2 separate regions of the Homo sapiens genome follow, and region 1 is linked to region 2. The links are chromatin contacts, found by Hi-C or POLR2A ChIA-PET in ENCODE. All regions are on one chromosome and are shown on one strand. Each heading gives the region's core, a stretch centred on a gene start or an enhancer-like site at or near the end of the contact. The rest is flanking DNA. Distances are from core to core; before and after follow the strand shown.

Evidence for each region. A loop is a pair of places that touch in the nucleus more often than their neighbours do. ChIA-PET counts read pairs that join two places held with the same protein, here RNA polymerase II (POLR2A). Pooled maps may share reads with other maps.
Region 1: a pooled map shows a loop between it and region 2 (3-fold over the local background). The contact joins two enhancer-like sites. A Hi-C loop is called at or near these places in 1 of 168 maps with a recorded cell type or tissue (heart right ventricle) and 5 of 50 pooled maps. POLR2A ChIA-PET finds 5 or more read pairs at or near these places in 1 of 52 experiments (K562).

Annotation. Positions count from the first base shown.
Region 1 is chr7:131,506,312-131,510,419 of GRCh38, reverse strand. It overlaps PODXL (podocalyxin like), which reads left to right. Exons shown (of 9, transcript NM_001018111.3): 3 at 89-184; 4 at 835-1,055; 5 at 1,392-1,469; 6 at 3,694-3,841; 7 at 4,099-4,108. Among named protein-coding and RNA genes, the nearest start is that of PODXL, 48 kb to the left of the region's middle. RefSeq lists a silencer at 2,247-2,306 and an enhancer at 3,847-4,108. Within about 2 kb of position 2,364, at least 3 of the 41 ENCODE cell types and tissues checked have a DNase peak (open chromatin) inside an H3K27ac peak, as active enhancers do.
Region 2 is chr7:131,121,866-131,125,929 of GRCh38, reverse strand. It overlaps a transcript of MKLN1 not described here. Among named protein-coding and RNA genes, the nearest start is that of LINC-PINT, 14 kb to the right of the region's middle. RefSeq lists a silencer at 1,374-1,453 and an enhancer at 1,594-1,753. Within about 2 kb of position 1,794, at least 3 of the 41 ENCODE cell types and tissues checked have a DNase peak (open chromatin) inside an H3K27ac peak, as active enhancers do.

The sequences.
Region 1 (4,108 bases), core at 1,115-3,614, 380 kb before region 2:
CCTGCCTCAGCCTCCCGAGTAGCTGGGACTACAGGTGTGCACCAGCACACCAGCTAATTTTTTTTTTTTTTTTTTTTTTTTTTTCAAGTAGAGACAGTGTTTCACCATGTCAGCCAGGCTGGTCTTGAACTCCTGACCTCGGGTGATCTGCCCACCTTGGCCTCCCAAAGTGCTGGGATTACAGGTATGAGCCACCATGCCCGGCCGATACCTGTTTACTTACTTACTTACTTATTATTTATAAGAGCTTGTCTTAACCTAGTAAATCAATTTCAAAATCTACCTATGGATCAAGAGCCTTAGGATCATGGCCCATCTCAGACCTGTGGACCCAGAGTTTCTGAGCGCTCCTGGTGATGTTGCTGCATATCAGAGGCATATGGTCTGAAGTCAGCAGGCCACCGCTCCACAGGAGGGTGCCACACAGTAGGAGTGCGGGCTCCGGCTGAGATAATCCTGGCTTCGAATCCCTGCCCTGCCATTGTTGGCACAGGAACTCGGGCAAATCACTGAGCCCCTCGGAGCCTCAGTTTCCTTGTTTATGAAATAGGGATGATGCCGATTCCTTCCCCAGAGGATTGTGAGGATTCAGTAGGAAAGTACCTTTGAGGCACCCAGTCCCTTGCACAAAGTTAAGTGCTCAGTGAACGTTTGCTGCGGCTGCTGTGACTTTGCCGGGTTATTCCACTGGCTTGTCATAGGAGTCCACTTCTTCCGTCTCTGTGGGAGGTAAGACCAAAGAACCTGGGAAAACTATTAGAGCAAGAAAAGATTGTCCTCTTCTCGCAAGGGTGCACTCATCTTTTCTCATTACCCTCGTTTTCCCAATGACAGCGTCATCGGTTATCTCGCAAAGAACTCAACAGACCTCCAGTCAGATGCCAGCCAGCTCTACGGCCCCTTCCTCCCAGGAGACAGTGCAGCCCACGAGCCCGGCAACGGCATTGAGAACACCTACCCTGCCAGAGACCATGAGCTCCAGCCCCACAGCAGCATCAACTACCCACCGATACCCCAAAACACCTTCTCCCACTGTGGCTCATGAGAGTAACTGGGTAACTCCAGCAGGGGTGGGGCAAGTAGGAGAACCCAGACTCGGGTAGAAGAGGCTTTAAGACAAGGTTTTCTGTTCTTTCCTCCAACGCAGGGCCCCTGGCTGGGGCTTTGAGCAGCACTTACCCATTCCCTCCTCCCTCTCCCTGGTTAGCCTGGTCCTGGCTTGAGCTGCCCTCAAGCCACGCAGCCAGGACATACCTGGCTCTGGAATGGGTCCAGCCATGCCTCCAGCTTGCCGTGAACTCTTTCCTATCTGGGTCACCCCTTAGTTGGGGGGAAATGTCAAAGATTCCATGACTATTAGCCCAAACCTTAATCTCAGTGGCTTCTTCCAGGCAAAGTGTGAGGATCTTGAGACACAGACACAGAGTGAGAAGCAGCTCGTCCTGAACCTCACAGGAAACACCCTCTGTGTGAGTAGCTTGCTGATCTGAGCCGCCAGGTGCAGGCTCACAGCAGGGCTGAGGGAGGGAGAGGGAATGTATGTTCTTTCTAGGTGCATTTTTAAACATCTTTCTAAGGTGCATTTGCTTTCCGGCCCTCATTTCTTCCTAGTAGGAAGTGGTCCTTTCCCATCTTACAGAGCAACAGACCAAGGTTTAAGACTTCTCTAAGTCAGGACACACCCACAGGACTGGACCCCCCCCTCCCACCCCCCGGTTTCCTCGGCTTTCACTGTGTGACTATTTCCAGTATGCTGAGTTGAGGGACCCTGATCCTAGTTCCTGTTTGCCCCTAGCTCTGGGAGTGACTTTGGTGAGTTGATCTCTTTGGGTTTCAGATGTCTCAATTGAAAATGAGAGGTGAGGCCAGGTGTGGTGGCTTACACCTGTAATCCCAACACTTTGAGAAGCTGAGGCAGGAAGTTTGCTTGAGGCCAGAAGTTCAAGACCAGCCTGGGAAACATAGGAAGACCCTGTTTTTACAGAAAGAAAAGAAAAGCAAGAGAAAATGAGAGGTGTAGTCTGTCTGCTTTAATCGTCTGTGGCTTCACATTTCCTGGTCTGTGGACTATCTGAGAGCCTTGATGGACGAACAGTGCTGGGAGATTCTCCCTCTAACCTGAGGAGCTGATGGGATGGGTGGGAGAGAAAAGGGCCCAGGAATGCAGGAGCCACTGCCAGCATTTCTCCAGTCTGGGTGGTGAGCGTGCGTGTGAGCACACCTGTGTGAGGGAGGTAGCAGTGTGTGAGCAGCCTTCAGGCCACCGGTCTCCATGGGTCCAAAGGCTTTGGTCTGGGGAGTGTGCGCTGTGCACACTCAGTAAATAACTGCCGAGCGCGGCGGGTGCTGGAGATGGCTGGCTCACTGCTGCCCTCTCCCGGTCAGTGCCGGTTTTTTGCAGCCACCCCCTAGGAACTAGAACTAGAACAGACCTGAACACGGTGTCTATAGATAGGATGGAGAATTTGGGCTTACAACACTTTAATGCTGCCTGAATTTTCTGCAGTTGTTTTCTTTTGGGTGTCCATTATGCCGGCATTTTCCAAGTGAACTTTACAAAAGCCTACATCTAGACCAGAGTTTTAAAAGGGAGCAGTGCTCTCCTAGGGCTGGGCTTATTGGACAAGGCAGGCATTGCATGATATGGGCTCTGGGGACAGTCAGGTGCCCGCCCAGCCCTTCCTCAGACCCTCTTTTTGGATGTAGCTTGGTAGGCTGTGTGATTGTTGTGAGACACTTTTTTTTTTTTTCCCTTTGCTAGAAAAGGAAGATGGAAAACCCTGGATCCCTTCCTGATGTCAGGGTGGGGAATTACTAAGCCTAAGGAAATTCTGGTAGAAACCTTAGGGGTGGTTTGTATGGGTTCTGTGCTAAGCTATCCCTAGAGTCCTTTTCTTTGTCTTAGTCATTTATTCCAGAATCAGGTCAGAGAAGCCCCAGGGAGGGGTGCCCCTAGATGGCATGGCAGGACTGGATACATGCTGCCCACACTTCTCCCCTCATCCTCAGCTCTAAAGCCACGTCAGCCACAATCTTTGTTCTTAGAGCTAAATAAGACCCCCTCCAAGATATCCTAGGGGTAGCTTCAAGATCCCACCTGTTCCCCTACTCAGTGGAGCCCCTTCCCTGTCAGCCTGTCCGTGGCTTCAGAGCCAGAGGCTCTGCCTAGGGCAAGGGCACATGTATTTCAGCTTTGGGGGTAGAGACCCTTCTGCTGAGAGCTGCAGCCTCCCCACCTGATTTCTCCGAACTGGGCATGAAAGGCTGGTGAATGGGAGTTTAGGGGGAATTGGAGTCTCCCTGCGGGCTGTGGGGTAGGGTTGCTGTGCAGTGCCCCCTCTCTAGCCCGTTCTAGGGAGGGAGATGAAAACAACCCCCAATCCGCAAACAGCTTGGAGGGAAAAAAGAGGCACTAGGGTGAAAGGAATGAAAGGTGCAAGCGTAGACCAGATAAACACAGTGCGGAGAACGGGCTGATGGGAACGAGACAGAGGAGGCAGGAACTGGCCCAGGAGAACAGCATGCAACCCTTGATTCCTGGCAGGCCTGCGTGGAGCACCAGCTGGGGCTAGAGAGGGAGGCAGGTTCTAGCACAGCAACAGCACTGTCCCGACCTTAGCTGGGAGGGCAGCCCCACAGGCCTAGGCTGCTGTCACGCTCCCCGCGGAGTCACCTGCGCTCTCCCCACCATAGGCAGGGGGCGCTTCGGATGAGAAATTGATCTCACTGATATGCCGAGCAGTCAAAGCCACCTTCAACCCGGCCCAAGATAAGTGCGGCATACGGCTGGCATCTGTTCCAGGAAGTCAGACCGTGGTCGTCAAAGAAATCACTATTCACAGTGAGTGGAGGGCAAGGGGGCCTGGGCTGGGGCCTGCATGGGTGGGAATGGGGGGCATGCAGAAGCCACATTGGAGGGTGGGTCACAGTGGTGCCCCTTCAGTTCCCTAAGAACTGTCAAGCCACACCCCCTCCCAGGTCACCCGAGAGACACTCAGGAGACTGAGATACGGTGCGTCCCTCTCTTGGGGCGCAGTCCCCGTCCCCCACTGCCTCGCTCTGGGCTGGGCCATTGGGCATCGTCTCCCTCTCCCACAGCTAAGCTCCC
Region 2 (4,064 bases), core at 545-3,044:
GGTTCACGCCATTCTCCTGCCTCAGCCTCCCGAGTAGCTGGGACTACAGGTGGCCACCACCACGCCCGGCTAATTTTTTTTGTATTTTTAACAGAGACGGGGTTTCACTGTGTTAGCCAGGATGGTCTCGATCTCCTGACCTCGTGATTCTCCTGCCTCAGCCTCCCAAAGGGCTGGGATTACAGGCGTGAGCCACCGTGCCAGGCTGTTTTTAATTTTTTGCAGAGACAGAAGTCTCACTTTGTTGCCCAGGCTGGTCTCGAACTCCTGACCTCAAGGAATCTTCCTGCCTGGGCTTCTCAAAGTGTTGGGATTACAGGTGTGAGCCACAGTGCCTAGCCTGATCTTTTTTTGGATGCTCGTCTTTTCTTCATTTAAACCACTGATTTTGTAAAAATGTACACTTCCAATCATATGACTCCTCTTGCCCTTTATTTCCTAGTTCCTGGCCAGAGGGAGTCTTGTGTCCATATTTTCTCTTAACTTGCTCCTCTCGTTCATGTCAGGTTAGCAGGTGCAGAATTGCCTTCTTTGGCTATTACAAATTCAAAGCTGCCCTGGTCACTTATTTTAAGTTGTTTGTCACTTCTACTTTGCCAACATATTTTTCTTAGCTGGTTAGAATTAAGCACAGAATAGTACTTCTTCAGTAAGCAATTAGTTTAAATTTAAGTCATGCCAACTTTATTTGACGATCACTTTTCAGCAGAATGAGACTGTCAGTAGATATCAGATAAGCTGAAGTTCTCCATTACCCCTATATCGTGTCCCTGTGCCAATAATTTTGTCATTTGTATTGGGAAAGCATTACTGATGTTGCCATAACAGGATCACAAGGCATGCTAGGAGTAGTTGACTGCATACAGCCAGTGGAGAGAGGGTATGAGCCAAGACCAGGGTTGGGGGATGCTCCCTAGAGCACGGGCTATGAATACAGAAACCAGCTTGGATCTGGGCAGCTGGCCTCTGCAAAACCTTGTGTCTCTTAATCACATAAAGTTCAGGAAGCTGTTAATACCAGGCAGTTTAGCCTTACCCTAGCAATGGGTTATCTATAAAGGGGAAGGCGCATATGTCCCATGGTTTGAGGAGAGCACAGCAGGGGTGTAGGCAGCAGAATACAGCCCTCTGCAAAGATGACTGGTCAGAACTAAGCTAAAGAAGACATCAGGATCATGGTAAAGTAGGCTGGGGTTCAAGACAAGGGACCCACATCCAAAGGGAGACTGGGATACAAGGCAGGAGGACCAGAGACTGAGGTGTTGAGGGCAAGGTGGAAACCCATATTGGGCAGAGGGGTGGGGAGGCACAATAGGAGGGAGCTACAGATGTCTGAGGCCCCATGGCTGACCTAACTGAAAGGAAGCACAATGGTGGGGCCGATACTAATGGTGACTTTCTCCAGTCTGAGCCAGCGTTTAAGTACTGGGGAGGCTGGGGGTTGGACCCATAAGTAGGGCTCCTTAGACAACCCAGCAGCTGGTTGCTAGAGAAGACAAAAGCAAGACAACTGGCCAGGTGCCTTATTGTATGCTCCTGTGACAATGTCACTTCTGCTTTTATTTTCAGCCAAATGTTCTCGGCCAGGTGTTCAGCCCCCAGGTTTGCGGGTTTCTATATGTGTCTGTGACCTCTTGACTTACAAGCTTACTCTGCTTTGCCTTTGGTTGTGTGCTTCTTTTGAATAAGTTACCTACCTTCATATTGCTGTAATACTACAACAACAGCTACCATTTACTCATTGTCTACCATTTCCCAGGTACTACACCTGCTGATTTACATACATGATCTTATTTAATTCTCACAACCTCCTTGAGAGGTAGGTGTTATTATCCTCATTTCAAAAAGAGGAAACTGAAGCTTATATGGTGTATGTAATCACCCCAAGGTCATGCAGCTGGGATGCAAAAGAGCTCAGATTTAAACTTAGTTTTGTCTGACTGCCTATTGTTGCTTTAAAAGACTGCATTTATACATTGATACTGTGATACACCTGAACAATTCTCACAGAACTTATCAGTCACTAGATCTTTTGTCTGTCAGTCTACCTACCTACCTACTTATGAATTATCTATCCTTTTATCTTCAACTCCATAATACCCAGTACTGTACTATGTAAGAAGTAGATTTTTTTTTTTTTTTGAGACAGAGTCTTGCTCTGTTGCCCAGGCTGGAGTGCAGTGGCACAATCTCGGCTCACTGCAACCTCTGCCTTCTGGGTTCAAGCAATTCTCCTGCCTCAGCCTCCCAAGTAGCTGGGATTACAGGTGCCTGCCACCATGCCTGGCTAATTTTTGTATTTTTACTAGAGACAGGGTTTCACCATGTTGGCCAGGTTGGTCTTGAACTTCTGACCTTGTGATCCACCTGCCTCGTCACAGGCCACCACACCCAGCTATTTTTATTTGTACTTTGTAGAGACAAGGTCTTGCTATTTCCCAGGCCATCACATTTTTAAATGATTGGAAAATGTGAAAAGAAGAATGATATTTTATGACACATAAAAATTATTTGAAATTCAAATTCATTTTATTGGAATATGGCCAGGTTCATTCATTTAAATTTTGTCTGTGGCTGCTTTGCACTACAATGGCAGAATTGAGTAGCTGAGACAGACTGTAGGGCCAGGAAGGCCTAGATTATTTCCTTTCTGGCCCTTTATAGAAATGGAAAAAGTTTGCTGATCTTTGGTATAACTAAATGATACAGGATGGCATAACATTTTAAATATTGTTTCAACTACATCTATTACTGTATTTCCTAAAATTTCCAGTTCAAGGACACTCTCTTTTATTATGTAGAAGAGCTCCACGTTCTTAGAACAGAGTCAAACATGTCCTTCTTTGATATTCTGTACAGCGGCCCTGATAGCAGCAACACTTTTTTTTTTTTTTTTTTTTTTTTTTTGAGACGGAGTCTCGCTGTTTCGCCCAGGCCGGACTGCAGTGGCGCTATCTCGGCTCACTGCAAGCTCCGCCTCCCGGGTTCACGCCGTTCTCCTGCCTCAGCCTCCCGAGTAGCTGGGACTACAGGCGCGGGCCACCACACCCGGCTAATTTTTTTTGTATTTTTAGTAGAGATGGGGTTTCACCGTGTTAGCCAGGATGGTCTCCATCTCCCGACCTCGTGATCCGCCCGCCTCGGCCTCTCAAAGTACTGGGATTACAGGCATGAGCCACCGCACCCGGCCCGCAGCAACACTTTAATGCAGAAACAATAACAGACTAAGAAGCTGGTGGTTTCTCTAAGAGGTTAGACGTCTCTTCCTGCCAGTAGTCACCTTTCTCTCTCATGGGAAACTGGGGCTGGGCAGCGTTATGAGTGATTACAGTGTATTACAGAACTGTAGTGGCACAGAAATGGATGCCCCCGTTTCCATCAACTCATTCAGGGTGATGTGGTGGAGTCATAGACGAGGAAAAGCAAATTGCCCTTTTCGTCATCACCTAGGACCTAAATAAAGATAAAAATGACTCAGATTGACCAGACACAGGTGAATATCACTTCTCAAAATGTTTTCTGAAGGTACTTACATGGCAACAATATGGTTCTGTGGGAGCCCCATCAATGTGTTAGCTCAAGAGTAAAACACAGGGAGCAGAAAGAACCTCCTTACATTTCCTAAGATCAAGCTGGGTTTGCAGTCAACTTCAAGGGAATCTGTTTTACTTATTTATTTTTTGAGACCCAAGCATAAATTCTACTGTCTTTCTGCATGTCTGCCTTTCTTGCCATGCATCTTTCTCTCTTTCTTCAATCTAACAAAAGTTTACTGATCATTTATTATGTGTGGGTCACAGGGCAAGCCCCAGGGAAACAAAAATAAATAATAAAATAATACTAACTCTCAAGGAGCTTAACGCTTACGAGAGAAACAAATTAAAATAATCTTTCTTGACCTTTTGGCAGTGTTTAACAAAGAGCTGATCCTCCTTAACAGATTCTTCTCTTGGTTTCCTTGGCCCCGTAGTCTCCTGGTTTCTGATTCTCAGTCTCCAGTGCCAGCTCTTTCTCTTCTTTTCAGTCTTAAATGATCAAGGATTAGACCTGGACCCACTTTTCTT